2 separate regions of the Homo sapiens genome follow, and region 2 is linked to region 1. A link is a contact called in ENCODE Hi-C data. All regions are on one chromosome and are shown on one strand. Each heading gives the region's core, a stretch centred on a gene start or an enhancer-like site at or near the end of the contact. The rest is flanking DNA. Distances are from core to core; before and after follow the strand shown.

Region 1 (4,070 bases), core at 247-2,746:
GCCAGGCGTGGTGGCAGCTCATGCCTGTAATCCCAGCACTTTGGGAGACTGAGGCAGGTGGATCACCTGAGGTCAGGAGCTTGAGACCAGCCTGACCAACATGGAGAAACCCCGTCTCTACTAAAAATACAAAATTAGCCGGACATGGTGGCACATGCCTGTAATCCCAGCTACCCAGGAGGCTGAGGCAGGAGAATCTCTTGAACCCGTGAGGCAGAGGTCGCAGTGAACCGAGATTGAGCCATTACACTCCAGCCTAGGCGACAGAGTGAGACTCTGTCTCAAAACAAACAAACAAAAAATCATAGGCCGGGCGTGGTGGCTCATGCCTGTAATCCCAGCACTTTGGGAGGCTGAGGCGGGCGGATCACGAGGTCAGGAGATTGAGACCATCCTGGCTAACACAGTGAAACCCCGTCTCTACTAAAAATACAAAAAATATTAGCCAGGCGTGGTGGTGGGCGCCTGTAGTCCCAGCTACTCAGGAGGCTGAGGTAGGAGAATGGCGTGAACCCAGGAGGCGGAGCTTGCAGTGAGCCAAGACTGAGCCACTGCACTCCAGCCTGGGCCACAGAGTGAGACTCCATCTCGAAAAAAATTAAAAATAAATAAATAAATAAATAAATAAATAAAAAATCATACCCCCATGTTCCTCTTCAGCTCTGTTTTCAGGTCACAAACTCTGAGATGCAGTCACCCTGTACAACTCACCATTCTCTGAACTGTCATATATTTTCATTCCTTCCTGCCTTGATACATGCTATTTTTTTTTCTGCCTGAAACACCATTCCCAATGTCCTTAGCCTAACTCAAAGATGGCCTGCTCAAAGATAACCTCTAACAAGACCTCCCATCTCTACCAAGTAGTGATGTTACCCTCTTTTGTGTCCCAAAAAGCTGTCTATCTGTACAGCTTTCTATTGTGTCACATACCACACCACACAGGGGCTCTTTGCTATCAAGTGTGTCTCCGCCAGCCTGTGAGCTCTTGCAGGTAGAGGCTATCACTTTCCCAGCTCTATGTCAGCAGCTCCTTTATGAAAGGGCTTTCCTGAGTGGGTACTCATAAATACTGGTTGAATGAAAGAAAGCGAATAGAGGAAAGTAAGGTCAAAATTAAGAGCTAGATTTTAAAGTCAAACCAACCTGGGTTTAACTCCTAGGCTCCACCATTTACTAGCTGTGTGAGATCTTGGGCATATAATTTCACTGCTCTGAGTTCTGGTTTACTCATTTCTAAAAAGTTGATAAGGAAAGTAGTACCCACTTCATTGGGTTTTATAAGAATAAAATAGGATAAAGTATGCAAAGCAGTGAGCACAGTATCTGGTACCACAGCAAATGCTCAATAAGCAGGAACTAACAATGATAATGTATAATTAATAGTAACAGAATCTCAGAAAATGAAAATATAACAGGCATGACTGCAATTGGATTTGTACAGGGCTACATACCTGTTTTCCACTCAGCTGGTAGAAGGAAACTTTCTGTCCCCAGTCAGCCACAGCCAGGATGTCATTACGTTCCTCTCTAATCAACAGAAGATAAAAGAGGTTATGAAGGGCCACAGCCTGCTGATGAGTATAGCTCTAAGGGCTTAAACAACAGGAACAAGGAAGTCCTGGCCTCAGGTTGCCAAATGTTGTACAGCTTTACTGAAGCCAAAAGTTATAATTTGGCCCAACCCATCAATCAGTCTTACGGGATGAAGCAGAGTTGAGGTTCAGCCTTCCTGGGATCTGCTGTTTCACTGAGTCCCCTGCTATGACCTTATGGTGCTGGGGACACTGCTGCAGCTGAAGAAGATAAACCTCTCATTTCAGAGCTTACTGGGGAGCAACACTAAGATAGGCAAGGCTGCAATATTGAGACTGCTTTTCTCTTACATACTAGAAAATGTGGGGAGATGGCAGAGAAACATCTCTTGCAGCACAAAGACATTTTTTAATAGAAGGGAAACTTGCTTGCTCTTCCTGAAGAAAGAAAATTAACACCTAAAAATAGGTTCTCCTGCAGGCGGGGGTCCTTGCACAGGTGAAATGGTTTCTGACTGAATCTAATTTTCAAAAAAGAGCAATGGGCTCTGAAAACAAACAACTGTCTTTGAAACTGAGAACCTATGGGGATCAGTGCTGTGGGGCTGGGACTGTAGGACCAGCACACAGGAGAAACTCCCTTGCCTGAGGCTGGAGAGCAAGCTACCTGGGAATCTAGTTCAAGAGAAAAGCGGCAGCCCGTGATGGCTCACGCTTGTAATTCCAGCACTTTGGGAGGTTGAGGCAGGTGGATCACCTGAGGTCAGGAGTTCTAGACCAGCCTGGCCAACATGGGGAAACCCTATCTTTACTGAAAATGCAAAATTAGTTCGGCGTGGTGTCGCGTGTCTGTAATCCCAGCTATTCCAGAGGCTGAGGCACAAGAATCGCTTAGAACCCGGGAGGCGGAAGTTGCAGTGAGCCGAGATCGTGCCACTGCACTCCAGCCCAGGTGACAGAGCCAGACTCTGTCACAAAAAAAAAAAAGAAAAGCATTCCTAGCCCTTGAGGCTGGGTCTTAATCCACCTAATGTTGCCTCTTTGTTTATTAATTCCAGCTTTTCTGATCCCAGTGTCTTGTGGTAACCTGGTAGCACCACTGGATATGTAGGCAGGCAAGGTAAAGCCTTGTTTGTAAAACCCAGCCAAGAGTGGCAAATGTCATAGGCACTAACCCAAAACTAAGGGAAAAGAGACAAAGACCGAGAGGGATGTTAATGAGGGAGCCTGCAGATGACCTTTGTGTGACTGGCACTGATGTCCAAAGTCCAAACACAATCCAGGAGCCCAGCCCACCAGTGAGCCCTCTTGGGGAGGCCACATATGGCTCTGGGCTGGGCTCAGTCCCTGTGAGATGGATCAGTGATTTTCAACCCCCTTTTACCTCCTGGGGCAGTAGGATTCTTTATGAAACAAAAACTCATGTTGAAACAATCAAAGGCACTGAGATGGGGACCCAAAGCCATACCTTCCTCCTTTACTGGTCCCCACTTCCCAGCCCCCATGACCTCAGGGTGGGATTCTTCCAAGGAAACTCAGGTACTATGTAAAACAGTTTGGAAAGTCTCAAGCTAGATCTCTACTGCCAAACTGAGATATCCTGGCTACCCCAGCTTTCCCCACTCTGGCCTGCCCATGTTTTCCCTACAGGCAATCTCAACTGAAGAGAAGAATGACTAGACAGCCAGGATTTGGGAGTGAAGACTGTGGCTAAGGTAAGGGCTTCCTCTCTGATATACATCCTAGAAAATGCAAGGTAAGGTAAGGGATAGTGTGGGAACAGGCTAAGAAACGTGTCCAGTAATAGAGGAAGTGTCGAGTGATGGGGCATCCACAAAAGGGCACACTTTTCAGACATTAAAAATCATGTTCTTCGAAGGATTTGTAATGTTACTGGAAAGGGTTCACACTATAATGTTAAGTGAAAAAAAAAGCAGAATATGACTTAGTTAATTATATGAACACACGAAAAGACTGAGGAGAAATACACTAGATTGCTAACAGTGATTTCCTCAGGGGATGGGGTTTTATCAGAAAAGTTGAACTTTCTCCTTTAGTCTTTTCAGTATTTCCTATAGTTTCTCACAGGATCACTTTATACCCACACACAAGTTTTAAGGGTATGTCTCCTTTTTTTGAAGGCGCTTTCACCCACAGTTCCCCCTAGTCCCTGCACTCCCTTGGCCAAAGAGTTTAACATCTGTCCTGGCAAGTCTGTGTGGGGCCTGGGCCCTTACCAGAAGGGTTCCCACTCACTGGGACACACTCACAAGTTGTCGTCCCTGGGACTGTCGTCCTCTTCCTCTGGTTCTTCCTCCTCTGCCTCACTACCCTGACTACTGTACACTGCTGACTTCAGAGTGGAAGGGATTTCCTGAATATATCTGTTGACAATGACATCCTCGGCATCCTCATTCTCTCTGTTCATCCAGAAACTCTCCCATCGGCTGTAGACAGTAAGTAGTTGTTCAAAATTACATTGCCTAGAACTACACTAAAACTATAATTTAAAATCCTGGCAAGGAGCCCCTGGGG
Region 2 (3,858 bases), core at 646-3,145, 34 kb before region 1:
GTTCTATACTTGCTTTAACTCCTATTTCAGATGCTGTTGTACGCTGTGTGCAGCCCATTTTACCAACAGAATTCTTGAGGAGCAGAAGTCACCCGTTTATCTGAGCCAGAAATAGAAGCTGAGTTTCTATTCTCAGTAGAGACCATGCCTCACACTGTGTGGCAATCCTCCCTTATTGTCCTCATGGTACCCTGGCTCACATTACCTCCCTGCCACTTCCTAGCTATGAAACTTCAGGCAAATTTCTTCACCTCTTTACCCTTCAGTTTTCTCATCTGCAAAATGGGAATCATAATGATGGTAGCTATACCATAGGGCTGTTGCGAGGATTAAACGGGAAGATACACTGCAGTGCACAGCACTTTGCTCAGTAACCACAGAGGCTTGGAGAGGAGGCAGCACCTCTTAAGGGCCTGTGGCAAGTGAGTGTGGCCCAGGAGGGTGTGACTCCAAGGCCAATGGTCTTTCCATGCTCCACAGTCTTTCACCACCAAACAATCACATCCCCAGGATGAAGTCATCTATCTTGGGATCTACAGATGGGAAGGGCTTGGTAGCCTTCCTGAAATGTATGTCTTGGCAGTAACTTCTCCTGCTCCTTCTAGAAGGTGACAGTCTGTGTTGCCTACCTTTCTGGGCTTCCTCAAAGCGATCGTTCTCTGCTAGCCACTGAGCATACGGCATGTAGATGTCATCCTTAAACTCAGGATGCTTCTCACCCAAAGCAAAGGCCTGGGGGAAGGAGCAAATGAAGTCTTAATAAAGCTGCCCCTGCAGCCCCCATGAAAACACTGTACTTGGCTGAATCCATTAGGGACATCATATTTTGCCAGCCTGACAACTCAGAGGGGGAGAGTGCCTCCCCCAAAAAACTACCCACAGAAATGCAAAAACAAATCAGCTCTTCGAAAACAAAAGGCAATTAACAGCAATATGCAAGCGACTGGATTCAGTAACAACACAGTCTGTTTCTGGACCACAGAAGCGGCACAGAATCGGAAACATTTTATTTTGAGGGTTTGCGTGGGCTCCTGTAGTGCTGCAAACAGATTTCTTTTAATTGCGGGCGACACCTAAGGAAACAGAATTGACATTATCATCATCACCACTTCTTATCAGTTGTCAAAGATGACTGTGGGCTTCGTGCTGTATGGACCCACTGACTGCTTCTCACCTAAGCCCCAGAACCACCTGTCAGGCCAGGAGAACCGGACATGAGCCATGGTGAGAAAGTCTGCCTGATGCACAGCGAGGTCTGAGTCATTCTAAGATGCTCTAATCTATGCTGCTTGGGAAATCTAATAAATTTCTCTTGAGAAGCCACCATTGCCTCTGTCCCTAGCCCCACCTTTTCTCATGACTGACCTCATCACCTCACCAATGGAGCTGTTCAGAGAGCAGACAACAGTCAGACGGCTCCTCTCAGTGAAGGCTTTGCTTTCACTCTAAAATGGACCATGATGGGTGGGTGGGTGAGTCGGGGGAGGATCTTGGCACAGCTCCTAATCCTCTCGGGGATGGATTTCTCTGCAGGGAACAGGGAGCCAGTGAGCTGGAGGGTGGGGGTTGAGCCATAGAAGGGGCAGCATCAGCTGCTTCTGCCAGCCTGAGGCTGGCCACCTTTCTCGCTGACCTGGCTAATTCTTTACAGCCCCTGACACCAGAGAGAAGTAGTGGTTGTGGGGTGGGGGCAGAGAAGGGAGGGAAAAAACTGGCCCCTGAAATGGCTCTCACAGTCTGGATCTGGAAAGCACAGATGGTGCTTTCTGCCAAAATGCTACCCAGCAGGTTTTAAATGTCACGCAGGTGCATCTCCACATCAGCCATGTGTCTGAGCCTGTGGTGCTGGTCAGAGGCAGCTCAGCCCAACAGCAGGCACTGGAGCTGTCGTGTTCACACTAACATCCCCGGTGCCTGTCACCACCCTGGCAGAGCTGGCTGTCAGTAACGATTTTCTCAATGACTGAATGAAGGGACAAGTGGAAAGGCCCTCCACGATTCTGTGGCTCAGAGAATTCGAGGTTAAGTTACCTGACTGCCAGCCCAATGTTCCTTCCATCACGAGGGCAGCTTCTCTCCATCTGAACCCCAAAGGGCCCCTGTACCCACCCGCCTGTGTCCCAGGGCTCAGGTGGGGCCCCAGCCCATGAGGCCTGCTTTCCCCTCACCTCATCCCAGCGCTGGGTCTCCACGTGCAGCTGCACCAGGGACTTGAGGTCACCCATCTTCAGGTAGGTCTCAGCAGCATAGCCAGGGCTGTCCAGCTTCTTGAGGTAGGTAGCGCACAGCAGCAGGGGCTCGCGCTCAGCCTTGTCCAGTTTGCGGGCGATGTCGATCAACCTGGAGAGGGAAGGGGCAGGTAGGAGGGTGGGCTCTGGGTCTTGTCAACGGCAAGCCGTATGTCCATTCATTCTGTGGTCCCCAGTGTTGATACTATGCCATGGCCCATGGGAGTTGCTCAGTGGGTAGTTATTAAATGCATGAATACACACTCCAGAAACATCACCAGGATCTGGGAGAGGTGGCCTTTACAGGATCCTGTCAGCCACCTTGTGTGTCTTTCTCGGAAGTCACTGAGCTATCCAGCAGGGTATAGAAACAATTATCTCCTAATCCCCTACCAGGTACCCAGATGACGCCATGAGCTTTCCCATGCGTGAAATCAGAATCTTCACCACCCTAAGAGGTGGGCATGATTATTTCCATCTCTCAGATGAGAAGAATAAAGTCTGTGGGGAAGGTGAAGCACCCAGCCCAAGACTGGGCCCAGCACTCTTTCCACCACGGGTGCAGGAATTCTCACGGAAAAGTGGATGCCAAGGCATAAGAATACCTCAATGACTGCCCTCTAAAGGAAGAGGTGAGTGTGGGGCCTGCTCTGAGCTCTGGACAAAGGCCTGCAGGAAGTCTTCCCTGTCCTCCTGGCCAACGTGCTGACCAAAGAGGGAGGAGCTGCAGGGACCCACTGGCTCACCACTGCTTCCCCATGGTGAGCAGCCCTCCCATCACTCATGGGGACATGAGGCCTGGATAGAATGCGCTTGTTCTCTCTGGTCAGGCTGGAATTTGGAGTCAAACTAACTCTCCCAGGAGAAAGGGTTCTACCCAGGCTAGTCTTGGTGAGAAAGGAAGGAGAAGCAGCTGTAACGAATCCCTGTCTGGAGACAGGCAAGGCACGGAGGCCTGTCAGTCTACACTTAGAATAATAATGGCATCTAAAAATAACACTGCTCAGCAGAAAAAGGACACGTTTTTAGGGAAAGGTGGCATAGACAGCCCTTACAGCCTTAGAAACCTTCCCACCCATCACACCCAACGTCCCTGGAGGAAAGACACCTTTTATAGCCACATCTGGAAAGCAAGCAGAACATGCTTAATGTGTTTCTTGAATTACTCAAGTACCCTCAGGGTAACCTGATACTATAGCACTTACAAATGAAAGTGACAAGAAAAACCAGAAGAGAGAACAGAGCACCCTAAATCTGCCTGGCTCTCTTCTATATGAACCCCTTCATTTAAAGAATAATGTGGGGAACAAAATCTGTGCCTCTGTCTTTAAAAAAATTACTATCGGACAAGAAAAAGATGGGGTGGTAGGACATCCATCAAGGTCCCTTTGTGAGGGGCCCACACACCAATTATTAATATATGGCAGCACCCAAGGAAACAATTTAATCATTAACCAGCCTCTTCCATATCCCCAAATCCTGGCTGGGCCACTGCTACCTGTAGACCACAACGTTGTTTCCAGAAGAATCAACAGCCTTTAGGACCCAGCCTGAGCCACCCTCAGGAGCTTGTCCCATCGTGTCCTTTGCCTACCGCAGCAGCATGTGCACGTGTGTGTGCACATGCTTG

Evidence for each region. Hi-C counts contacts between places; a loop is a spot of excess contacts on that map. Pooled maps may share reads with other maps.
Region 2: a map of cardiac septum shows a loop between it and region 1 (10-fold over the local background). The contact joins two enhancer-like sites. A Hi-C loop is called at or near these places in 3 of 168 maps with a recorded cell type or tissue (cardiac septum, heart left ventricle and left cardiac atrium) and 3 of 50 pooled maps.

What each region holds. Positions count from the first base shown.
Region 1 is chr3:129,466,802-129,470,871 of GRCh38, reverse strand. It overlaps IFT122 (intraflagellar transport 122), which reads right to left. Exons shown (of 30, transcript NM_052989.3): 8 at 3,806-3,982; 9 at 1,455-1,530. Among named protein-coding and RNA genes, the nearest start is that of IFT122, 29 kb to the right of the region's middle. Within about 2 kb of position 1,496, at least 2 of the 41 ENCODE cell types and tissues checked have a DNase peak (open chromatin) inside an H3K27ac peak, as active enhancers do.
Region 2 is chr3:129,501,193-129,505,050 of GRCh38, reverse strand. It overlaps IFT122 (intraflagellar transport 122), which reads right to left. Exons shown (of 30, transcript NM_052989.3): 20 at 2,169-2,340; 21 at 630-732. Among named protein-coding and RNA genes, the nearest start is that of RHO, 26 kb to the left of the region's middle. Within about 2 kb of position 1,895, at least 2 of the 41 ENCODE cell types and tissues checked have a DNase peak (open chromatin) inside an H3K27ac peak, as active enhancers do.